Linked DNA regions of Homo sapiens: region 1 is linked to region 2. Evidence: read pairs that join two places in POLR2A ChIA-PET (ENCODE). Cell type or tissue: B cell. All regions are shown on one strand. Each heading gives the region's core, and the rest is flanking DNA. Links, peaks and the distances in the headings are about the cores only.

Region 1 (6,134 bases), core at 1,428-5,427, 1.1 Mb before region 2:
TGCAAGAGAGTCATACTTTACTTTTACATCAAAAGGTTCCCTCTCATTTAGACTTGGTGTCCTTCTTTTCTTTATTTAAGGATTGGGTTGGTAAATACCAAAAATTGGGTATAATAATGATATATAAGGACAATGAGACCATTTTCATCTGTCTGGATGATGCACTTTTTTTATCTGAAAAGGTTAAATACTCAATCTTATAATGCTTATAAGAAGCATTAGACTCAACTTATAAAGAATATATCAGAAACATAAATATGACCCTTATCCTCTACTACCTTAGAATATTCATTTTTCTTTGCTTAGAGTTGGTCCCTGAGTCACTTAGGAATACATTTAGCGGTGAGTAACAGTCCTGACATCAGTGGCATCACCACACAAGGGTTTATTCTTTCACCTAAAGGAGGCCTGGAGGTAAGCAATCCACAGCAGGAATGGTAGTGCCACAAAGTTAATAGACACTCAGCTTCCTTAACTTTGCTCTGCAACACTTGGCTTACATCCTCAAACTCACCTCACAGCCTGGGGGGCGCTGCTGGAGCTCTAACCATTCCTTTAAATAGCAGGAAGGAAGAAAAAAAGAAAAAAGTGTGCCTCTCGTTTAAGAGGTCTTTCTGGAAGTCCTACACACATTTCTATTTACATATCATTGACTAGAAAATGGTTATGCTGAACTTCAAGGGAGACTGGGAATTTTCAGCTGGACTTAACTGCCTTTCTGAATGAAGTTGGGGTTTTATTACTATGGAGGAAAGGGAAAGGGAAAATAGATATTGGGATAGGCAACAAGGAGATGCCATAGTTTCCAATATAGTTATTAATGTTTTACTATATAGTTATAGAGAGAGAGAGAAAGACGGAGTCTCACTCTCACCCAGGCTAGAATGCAGTGGCATGATCTTGGCTCACTGCAACCTTTACCTCCTGGGTTCAAGTGATTCTCCTGACCCAGCCTCCTGAGTAGCTGGGACTACAGGCATGCACCACCACGGCCAGCTAATTTTTGCATTTTTTAGTAGAGACAGGGTTTTGCTATGTTGGCCAGGCTGATCTCGAACTCCTGACCTCAGGTGATCCACCCACCTTGGCCTCCCAAAGCTCCAGGATTACAGGCATGAGCCACCATGCTCAGCCCTTCATTCTTTTTCATGGCTGCAAGAAAGTTTCTTAATTAGCACAATTCATAATTAGTAGATTGCCTTCCCAAGTCCAGACAAGGACCCTAGGATGTTTGTTACTCTCTATATAGAATACCAAAATATCACCTCAGCTTGGCATAAAACTTAAATCTCATGAAGTAATGGAAATTAGTAAGGAACTTCCTAAGTTCTGGAATGATTAAAAAAAAAATCAGCCGGGCGCAGTGGCTCACGCCTGTTATGCTGGCTGAGGCAGGCAGATCACCTGAGGTCAGGAATTCGAGACCAGCCTGGCAAACATGGTGAAACCCTGTCTCTACTAAAATTGCAAAAATTAGCTGGGCGTGGTGATGGGCACCTGTAATCCCAGCTACTCAGGAGCCTGAGGTAGGAGAATTGCTTGAACCCAGGAGATGGAGGTTGCAGTGAGCTGAGATTGTGCCACTGCCCTCCAGCCTGGGCGACAGAGCAAGATTCCATCTCAAAAGAAAAAAAAAATCACCTCTCATCTTTCTGTTTTTAGGAGATCAATGATCTGTTGGTTAAGGAAAAGATTATGCAACTTGTCCAGCAGAGATCACAAATCCAAACCCTTCAGAAGAAGGTAGTAAACTTGGAGACTGCTCTGAGTTACATGACCAAAGAGTTTGAGAGTGAAGTTTTAAAACTGCAGCAACACGCAATGATAGAGAACCAAGCAGGTCAGGTAGAAATTGACAAGCTGCAGCACCTTCTTCAGATGAAGGACAGGGAAATGAATCGTGTGAAGAAGCTGGCCAAGAACATACTGGATGAGAGAACAGAAGTGGAAAGATTCTTTTTAGATGCTCTGCACCAAGTGAAGCAACAGATCCTAATTAGCAGGAAGCATTATAAGCAGATAGCACAAGCTGCTTTCAATTTAAAAATGAGAGCAGCATGTACAGGAAGAACAGAATATCCCAAAATCAGAACATTTGATGGCAGAGAGCACAGCACCAATAGTGTGAATCAGGATCTTCTGGAGGCCGAAAAATGGTACTAGCAATACTTTATTATTATCTTTTTGCTGCTATTTTTGTGTCCTTTACAGAAAGAGGAAGTCTGAAAAGTTTAGTTTTATAATATTCAAGTATTGAATAGATTTCTCAGTAGGTTACTTGAGGACAGGAACTGACTTATTCATCTTTGTAATCTCTAGGCTTAGCATAGCATGTGGGGCTTTGGACGTATTCTTAGTATATTCCCCTCTGTCTCATGATAGAAGTCTTGTTAAGGAGACTATTTTTCCCATAGGTTGTTTTTTATATAAGATATATAAGGTCATTATGTATCTTTTCACTTGTTCCTTTGTTTCCCATAAATTGGACATTTGTTATAAAAGCCTGATTAGATTCAGGTTAAACTTTTTTGTTTTTTTAAAGGCAGGGTCTCACTACGTTGCCCAGGCTGGTCTTGAACTCCTGGCCTCAAGTGATCCTCCTGCCTCAGCCTCTCAAAGTGGTGGAATTACAGGCGTGAGCCACTGCACCAATCCAGGTTAAACATTTTTGATACGCATACTTTCAGAAATATTTTGTACCGTTTACTATCCTGAGATGAAATTCATAGGTGATAATATCTATCCAACCATATAATTAAAAAAAAATCAATATAACAATTATTTGTAGGCCAGGCATGGTGGCTTACACCTGTAATCCCAGCACTTTGGGAGGCCAAGTCGGATGGATCACTTAAGGCCAGGAGTTCAAGACCAGCCTGGCCAACATGGTGAAACCCTGTCCCACTAAAAATACAAAAATTAGGCTGGGTGTGGTGGCTCATACCTGTAATCCCAGCACTTTGGGAGGCCGAGGAGGGTGGATCGCCTGAGGTCAGGAGTTCGAGACCAGCCTGACCAACATGGTGAAACCCTGTCTCTACTAAAAATACAAAAATTAGCTGGGCATGGTGGCACATTCCTGTAATCCTAGCTACTTGGGAGGCTGAGGCAGGAGAATCATTTGAATCCAGGAGATGGAGGTTTCAATGAGCCAAGATCACGCCATTGCACTCCAGCCTGGGTGACAAGAGCAAAACACTGTCTCAAAAAAACAAAACAAAAAACAAAAATTAGCTGGGCGTGGTGGCGGGGGTCTGTAGTCCCAGCTACTCAGTAGGCACAAGAATCGCTTGAACCCAGGAGGCAGAGGTTGCAGTGAGCCAAGATTGCATCACTGCACTCCAGCCTGGGCAACAGAGTGAGACCCTGTTTCAAAAAAACAAACAAACAAAAAACCAAAACAATTATTTGTAACAATTCTTTGTTATAGAGAACTGTCCCATGGATTGGAGGACAATCAGTAGTGCCCCCAGCATTGTATTAACCAAAAGTCCCCCAAAATTTTCCAAAATTTTAGAGATCTGCTGCCACTATGATAAAGGTAACAGAATGTTTGAGACAGTTGCAGACTATATATTACATAATGATTAACTTTGTTTCCTATTAGCATTTTTGTTTCTTAGAGCAGTCTCCTCCCTATAAACCATGGATTAAATTATAGTCCATTTTGAGGGTTATTCTGAAAGAAAATTATTTTATATTCCAATGCAATTAGATTCTTCAAAGGCCCTAACTCAAGAAACTTAAAAGGACTGCAGCCTGGAACTCCTGGGCTCAAGTGATCCTCCTGCCTCAGCCTCACAAAGCGCTGGGATTACAGGCACGAGCCACCATGCCCAGCCTAACATCTTCCAAATGTGTTTTTTGCTTTAAATTATTTTTAAAGGACTAATTTTATAGGTTGTTTTGAATTATATGGCTGTTGAGAAGGTTGGACATGCTCAGTAGTCTCTGATAGATAAGATTCTTCTTCAAAATGCCTAAACTATAATTTACTTCTTGTCATATTCAGAAATCTGTAATACTACTACTGTTACCAAGAGATTTGCTGTAATTTCTCTTTTTTATTTAATACATCAAATAAGTTGAGTCCCTACCATATATAAGGCAGTTTTCTTTATATCCTTTTGTTTACGAAATAGTAAGTGTTATACATTTTCAGAGGAAGTTAAATGATTGTCTACATTGTTACTGCAGTAACTGGACTCTTCCTATTCTGTGTTCTATGTGACATTTTTGCTACTGACCACCTTAACACTTTAGCCTTAGTGTCCTATTGCCTCTATCAGCAGGGCAGAAATGGTGGTTAACATATTACATCATCGGGCTGGGCGCAGTGGCTCACGCCTGTAATCCCAGCACTTTGGGAGGTTGAGACAGGTGGATCAAGAGGTCAGGAGTTCAAGACCAGCCTGGCCAAGTTGCTGAAACCCCGTCTCTACTAAAAATACAAAAATTAGCCAGGCATGATGGCACACACCTGTAATCCCAGCTACTCAGGAGGCTGAGGCAGGAGAATCACTTGAACCTGGGTGGCAGAGGTTGCAGTGAGCCAAGATTGTGCCACTGCACTCCAGCCTGGGCAACAGAGCAAGACTCCATCTCAAAAAAAAAAAAATTACATCATCTATTTAAATGGTAGATTGGAAAAGGACAGTTGAAGTATATGGTAATCGGCTGGGTGTGGTGGCTCATGCCTGTAATTCCAGCACTTTGGGAGGCTGAGGCAAGAGGATCATTTGAGTCCAGTAGTTAAAGACCAGCCTGGGCAACACAGTGAGACCCCACCTCTACAAAAAACAAAACAAAAAGTAGCCTGGCATGATGGTGTGCATCTGTAGTCCCATCTACTCGGGAGGCTGAGGTGGGAGGATTGCTTGAGCCCAGGAGTTCGAGGCTGCAGTGAGCCATGGCTGCAGTGAGCCATGGCTGCAGTGAGCCATGATGATGCCACTGCACTCCAGCCTGGCAACACAGTGAGACCTAGTCTCAAAAAATAATAATAAATAAAATAAATTTTTTAAAAAATGAAGTATATGGTAATCATAAGACAAAACCTAGACTTTTTAATTTAATTAATTAATTTATTTTTTTGAGATGGAATCTCACTCTGTCGCCAGGCTGGAGTGCAGTGGCGATCTTGGCTCACTGCATCCTCTGACTTCCGGGTTCAAGCGATTCTCCTGCCTCAGCCTCCCAAGTAGCTGGGATTACAGGTGCGTGCCACCATGCCCGGCTAATTTTTGTATTTTTAGTAGAGACGGGGTTTCACCATGTCAGCCAAGAAGGTCTCGCTCTCCTGACCTTGTGATCTGCCTGCCTCGGCCTCCCAAAGTGCTGGGATTACAGGTGTGAGCCACTGCACCCGGCCGACTTTTTTATTTTTTTGAGACGGTCTCACTCTATTGCCCAGGTTGGAGTGCAGTGGCACCATCATGGCTCACTGCAGCCTTGACTGGGCCCAAGCGATCCTCCCACCTCAGCCCCCCAAGTAGCTAGGACTACAGGCATGTGCCACCATGCCAGGCTAATTTTAAAATTATTTTTATAGAGAAAAGGGTTTCACTACATTTCCCAGGCTGGTCTTGAACTCTTGCCCTCAAGGTATTCTCCCACCTTGGCCTCCCAAAGCTCCAGGATTACAGGTGTGAGCCACCGCACCTGGCCAAAACCTAAACTTTTTTTTTTTTTTGAGAGAGTCTCACTCTGTCGCCCAGGCTGGAGTGCAATGATGCCATCTTGGCTCACTGCAACCTCCACCTCCCGGGTTTAAGCGATTCTCCTGCCTCAGCCTCCCGAGGAGCTGGGACTACAGGTGCATGCCACCACGTCTGGCTGATTTTCTTTTTTTTGAGACAGAGTCTTCGCTCTGTCACCCAGGCTGGAGTGCAGTGGCACAATCTCGGCTCACTGCAAGATCTGCCTCCAGGGTTCAAGCCATTCTCCTGCCTCAGCCTCCCAAATAGCTGGGACTACAGGCTCCTGCCACCATGCCCGGCTAATTTTTTTGTATTTTTTAGTAGAGACAGAGTTTCACCATGTTAGCCAGGGTAGTCTTGATCTCCTGACCTCGTGATCCGCCCGCCTCGTCCTCCCAAAGTGCTAGTATTACAGGTGTGAACCACTGCGCGCAG
Region 2 (6,134 bases), core at 718-4,717:
TGAAAACATCGCTTCAGTCAAGAACATAAAGAAGGCAACAGAGAAGTCTTTTTTAAAGTTTCACCAGATTTAAATTCTCTCCTATCAATCATCCTAACATATTTTAAAATTTGGGCTTCTTTCTTTCCCTATAGACTATATCTTTCCATTTCAGACCTTTTTTGATACTTTAATTTTGACTAAAATCTTAGAAGTAATATAATAACCGTAGGCTATAAAGTAAGATATACTATTGTCTCAAGATTTTTTACTTTTTTTTTGAGACAGGGTTTTACTCTGTTGCCCAGGCTGGAGTGCAGTGGCACAGTCTTGGCTCACTGCAGGCTCGACCTCCTGGGCTCAGGCAATCCTCTTGCCTCAGCATCCCAAGTAGCTGGGACCACAGTCATGCACTGCCACACCCAGCTAATTTTTATACTTTTTCTAGAGATGGGGTTTTGCCATGTTGCCCAGGCTGGTCTCGAACTCCTAAGCTCAAGCAATCTGTCCGCCTTGGCCTCCCAAAGTGTTGGGACTACAAGTGTGAGCCACCATGCCCAGCTGATTTTTGACTTTAGTAAAGCACTTTACTTTGCACTTCCACTCATGTCTAAGAAGTAAACTATTGTTAATACAATAAATGTGGGAGTCATATTAAGTCAAACCTGGTTTTAGAAGAAAAACCACTAAATTCATTAAACCTTTGACAGTACATAGGAATGTGAGCATGTGTTGTTATAGCATTAAAGTAATAATTCAAAATACACAATTAGAGAATTCTGGTTCATATAAATCCTACAACAACTTTAAGGTTTAATATCAGAGCTCAGATGTGAGAAAACTGCACTGAATTTTTTATGTATTTTTTTCTTTTAGAATGACACAGCCAGTTATCAAAAGAAATCTTCAAGGAATTCCCTGTATGCTGAGGAATGAAGGATGTGAGAAAGAAATTAACTGTCTTCTGCTCTCAAGTTAGACCCCTAAGAAAACTCTTAAGAGTATCTAATAACTAGAGGCATCTGTCACACCAGCAAAGATGTCATTATTGTTTTTTTCTTATCAGTCTTAGATTATGCTTTGCTTTAAAATGAGATACACCACCAGAGCTTTCCAGATCTTTTTTTTTTTTTTTGGAGATGGAGTCTCACTCTTGCCAGGCTAGAGTGCAGTGGTGTGGTTTTGGCTCACTGCAACCTCTGCCTCCTGGGTTCAAGTGATTCTCCTGCCTCAGCCTCCTAAGTAGCTGGGACTACAGGCGTGCGCCACCACACCCAGCTAATTTTTTGTATTTTTAGTCGAGATGGGGTTTCACCATGTTGGTCAGGATGGTCTCGATCTCTTGACCTCGTGATCCACCTGCCTCGGCCTCCCAAAGTGCTGAGATTACAGGCGTGATCCACCATGCCCGGCCAGCTTTCCAGATCTTAAAACTTTTACATACCAGTTGCTCTTAAAGTTTCCACATAGAGAATTCTTTAATAATTCTGTTTCTGGCCGGGTGTGGTGGCTCACACCTGTAATCCCAGCACTTTGGGAGGCCGAGGTGGGTGGAACACGAGGTCAGGAGATCGAGACCATCCTGGCTAACACGGTGAAACCCCGTCTCTACTAAAAATAAAAAAAAAAAATAGCTGGGCGTGGTGGCGGGCGCCTGTAGTCCCAGCTACTCGGGAGGCTGCGGCAGGAGAATGGCGTGAACCCAGGAGGCGGAGCTTGCAGTGAGTTGAGATTGTGCCACTGCACTCCAGGATGGGTGACAGAGCGAGACTCCATCTCAAAAAAAAAAAAAAAAATTCTGTTTCTTTCTTTCTTTTTTTTTTTTTTTTAAGGATGGAGTCTCACTCTGTTGCCCAGGCTGGAGTACAGTGGTATGATCTTGGCTCACTGCAACCTCTGCCTCCCAGGTTCAAAAAAATCCTCCCACCTCAGCCTCCTGAGTAGCTGGGATTACAGGTGTGTGCCACCCCACCCAGCTAATTTTTATATGTTCAGTAGAGATGAGATTTCACCACGTTGGCCAGGCTGGTCTTGAACTCCTAACCTCAGGTGATCCATCCACCTCGACCTCCCAAAGTGCTGGGATTACAGGCGTGAGCCACTGCACCTGGCCTTAATAATTCTGTTTATATATCTGCTTCTTTACTCCCTATTTACTGTACATTCCCTATGGCCCACTTTTTTTTCTCTCCTTTGTTCAATTCATTGTCCTTGTCCTTTTCTTTGTGAAATGTTAACAGCAGTTAACAAGGGATGAATAGGAGGCATTTATTTTATGTTTTCTTATTATATTCTTCACTAAATGTGTGATGAACAAAAGTTATTTAAAATAAAACAAACTGCTGTTAAAATTGGGATGTAAAAATTGAGTTTATATTTAAGGTCCATAAAAATATGGTGATAGACTTGCGATGATACACCTACAGTTTTCTCTCACCAGAAGCACATTTTCTTGCGTTTGTAAAATGTTGGCTAGAGTTAACGGTGTGACTGGTAACTGCAGAACAGCTTCTGGGTGTAAGATTTAACCAATAGTTAATGCACAGAGCTAACTTTCCTAAGTGAATGGCCAAATGCCAGGTTTTGTCATTAACCCAGAATATATATCTGTTCATTGATCTCATATAGAGCTGCAGAACAAAAAAAAATTCCTCAAGAAAAATACAGGAGCTATACAAGCTGAACCTTAGTCTAACATCTTCCCTCCTGCTCTATACTTCCCCACTCAGAGCTTCCTAAATGAGACAGTATAAAGGAAATGGCATGATACTTCTTAGAGATAAATTATTTAAAGTTCCCTAAATAGAAACTTGCAAAAGAAACTGGAAGTGAAACTATGGCTGTGCCTCTGCCAGCTGAAAATGATATTAAAAAAAAAATTACTTTAAAGCCTACTGAATCCCACAGCCTTTGCTTCTTTTTTTTTTTTTTTTTTTTATTTTTGTTGTTGTTGTTGTTAAAGGACAATAGTCCAGAGACCTAAAACCCGAAAAACAATGATGGAATTAAACCTGGTACTGAAGATGGCTTTTGTAGATTACAGCCCCCCACAAGCTGTTCCCAATCCCTTTCCAGTAATAAAACTTATTTTTTAGTTGTACAACCAACACATAAATATATTCTTTGGCTAAAAATTTAAACTATCCAGAAGCAAAGAGAATATAAACCAAAAGTCTACCTTCATGGTTCCTCAATTCCCACATTGCTTTCCAGAGGTAAAGATGCTTATAAACTTGATGTATTATCTTTCCACACCTTTTCTTCTGAGACACTATGCTTTTGTATGTAAATGTACACAGAAAAATATAACTTAAAATCTATTTATAAATGGCATACTACACACATTGTTCTATAGCTTTTTTCCATTTAGTAAGATCTTTCCAAAAATGTCAGTGCTTATCAATTCATCTTATTCTTAACTGCTGCACAGCATTCCACACAGCTAGTATTCCACATTGTTTAGTTAATCATTCAATTCCCAACCCCTTTTCTAGTACAGGTGCTACTTCAGACTCTACACCTCTATTCATAACCAAACAGTCAAATTCCTATCTTCAAAGTTGATTTTATTTCCTCAACAAAATCTCTGCTGAGGCCAAGCGTGGTGGCTCACACCTGTTATCCCAATACTTCGAGAGGCTGAGGCAGGAGGATCACTTGAGCCTGGGAGGTCAAGGCTGCAGTGAGCCAAGATCATGCCACTATACTCCATCCTGGGAGACAAACTGAGACTCCGACTCAAAAAAAAAAAAAAAAAATCTATTGAATCCCATCTTTCATCCAGAAAATTATTTTCAGACCTTCATTAGTGGGATGAAGGTCTCATTTTGGTCTCATTTCCTAGAAGCCATTTTTGCCTAATAAGTACCTTCACTCATGATACTAATTTAAAATCTAGAAATCTTAAAGAAATCTCAAGAGACTAAAACAGTACTGAAATCTAGCTTGCCATTCCAAACACCTAGTACACCATGGATACTCAATAGTAAAAAACAACAATCATGGATATATTTCTATGTTGAATCTAAACCTAGAAATCCAAATAATATTTGGAGGAAATCAAAGAACAAAGATCTTTTCAAACCACCAAAATCTGACGGACTTAACAATTAAATGCTATTAAGGAAAGTAATTCCGCCTTCCTCCATGTGAGAACACAGTGAGGAGGCAGTATGCATTCAGAAGAGGACCCTCACCAGAACCTGACCACACTGGCACCCTGATCTTGAACTTCCTAGACTCCAGAACTATGAGAAATAAATTTCTGTTGTTTATTCTTTTTGAGATGGACTCTTGCTCTGTCACCCAGATTCTCCTGCCTCAGCCTCCCAAGTAGCTGGGATTACAGGCACGTGCCACCACGCCCAGCTAATTTTTGTATTTTTAGTAGAGACAGGGTTTCACCATGTTGGTCAGGCTGGTCTCGAACTTGTGACCTCATGATCCGCCCTCCTCGGCCTCCCAAAGTGCTGGGATTACAGGCGTGAGCCACTGGGCCTGGCCTGTTTATTTTTACAAAAGAAAAAAATTAGCCAGGTGTGGTGGCTCACGCCTGTAATCTCAGCACTTTGGGAGGCTGAAGCGGATGGATCACTTGAGACCAGGAGTTTGAGACCAGCCTGGCCAACATGGTGAAACCCAGTCTTTATTAAAATTACAAAAATTAGCTGGGCATGGTGGCGCATGCCTGTAGTCCCAGCTACTCAGGAGGCTGAGGCACGAGAATCCTTTGAACCTGGGAGGCAGAGGTTGCAGTGAGCTGAGATGGCACCGCTGCACTCCAGCCTGGGCTGGGTGGACTCTGTCTCAAAAAAATAAATAAATGAAGAAGTAGTAGTAGTAGTCAGTGGTTTAAAACAAAAAACAAAAAACCTTCACTGCAGGCAGGGCACAGTGGCTCATGCCAGTAATACCAGCACTTTGGGAAGCCAAGGCAGGTGGATTGCTGGAGACCAGGCTGGGCAACACAGCAAGACCCCATCTCTATTACAAAGTAGTAATAATAATAAAGAAAAAAAAACTTTATTGCAAGAATATATAACAATAGACTTTTATTACCAGCTTAAAACAAATATAAAAAAGTTTCTTGATTTTTTTTAAACATTTTAAGGCCTTAACGTTTTTTTCTGAGTTCTTATTATGTGCAAGGTACCAAGGTAAGTTATGATCTTAAGCTCTCACAGCTTATATAGTAAGTTATAACCATAATATATGGCTTTATGTAGTAACTTCTATAACAAAAAATACACATTAAAAACAGTTCTAGTTGGGAGGACAAAGTGAAGCTTAACAGGAAGTGGGTGAGCTGGGTCTCACAAGTTGGGCAGGACTTTTGAGAGGGCATTCAAGGCTGAGGGGAACCTGTAAACCAAAACACGGAGGGAGTAAAGTGCAGGCATGTTTAGCAACTACGAATAGTCTAGACATAAGTAGTCTGGTGTGCTAGAAACTAGACTATAGGGTATGTGTGCATGTACACACATAACTGCCACACACTTGTGCTTGGGGAGGGTAGGGGATAATAGCAAATAAAAGGCTCAAAAGTTAGGCTGAGACTAAATTAGGGAAGGGGATGAAAAAGGTAGTATAATGAATCAGAGCCATTCATATATGCTCACAATGTAGTATATTTTGTAATCTCATTTAATCCTCGTAACCCTATAAGGTGAATATTTTTATCCTTAAGTTTTGCAGATGAGGAAACTAAGGCTCTGAGGTATTAAATAATTTGCCCAAAGTATCACAGCTTGGTGCAGTTGGCATTAGAATCCAAGTCTATGTGAGTTTATTCTGTAAGTACTAGAAATTTAATAAAGAAAACCAGATGAGTATACTAAGTTTTTCCTGAATCAAAGGTGAAATGAACAAGCTATATTAGGCCACAAGGATCTATATAAGTTGTCCTGTTTGCTTGACTAATAAAGTTTGACTAATAAACTTCCTGGGTTTCCCATTGCTATTATTTTTGCAGGGCAACAGAGTAAAATTTTAAAACAAATCATGGTAAGTATTCTCAAGAAGACGCTCTTTACTTGCTCTGGACTAAGCATTCAATACATAGCATTGAGGCTTTATATCACAGTACAAAAAGCTAAAAAATCCTCAATATCAAAATTCCCACTTTCTGTTGTTCTGCTCTTGTAAGCAGTTGATTG

The links. ChIA-PET counts read pairs that join two places held together with the same protein. Peaks named below come from ENCODE experiments on the same cell type or tissue, not always from the same donor. Only the 100,000 strongest peaks of a DNase experiment are listed, where the experiment ranks them.
Region 1: POLR2A ChIA-PET joins it to region 2 with 7 read pairs; 1 of 35 experiments calls an interaction of 5 or more read pairs at or near these places.

Annotation. Positions count from the first base shown.
Region 1 is chr14:74,048,040-74,054,173 of GRCh38, forward strand. BBOF1 (basal body orientation factor 1) reads left to right here. Exons shown (of 12, transcript NM_025057.3): 7 at 1-35; 8 at 1,663-2,156. Among named protein-coding and RNA genes, the nearest start is that of BBOF1, 32 kb to the left of the region's middle. In B cell, for the core only: no CTCF peak of the experiment used is centred there; no DNase peak of the experiment used is centred there; H3K27ac peaks cover 412 bases.
Region 2 is chr14:75,135,917-75,142,050 of GRCh38, forward strand. The region is part of intron 3 of TMED10 (transmembrane p24 trafficking protein 10); the gene reads right to left. Among named protein-coding and RNA genes, the nearest start is that of NEK9, 12 kb to the left of the region's middle. In B cell, for the core only: no CTCF peak of the experiment used is centred there; a DNase peak (open chromatin) is centred at 2,745; H3K4me3 peaks cover 890 bases; H3K27ac peaks cover 2,310 bases.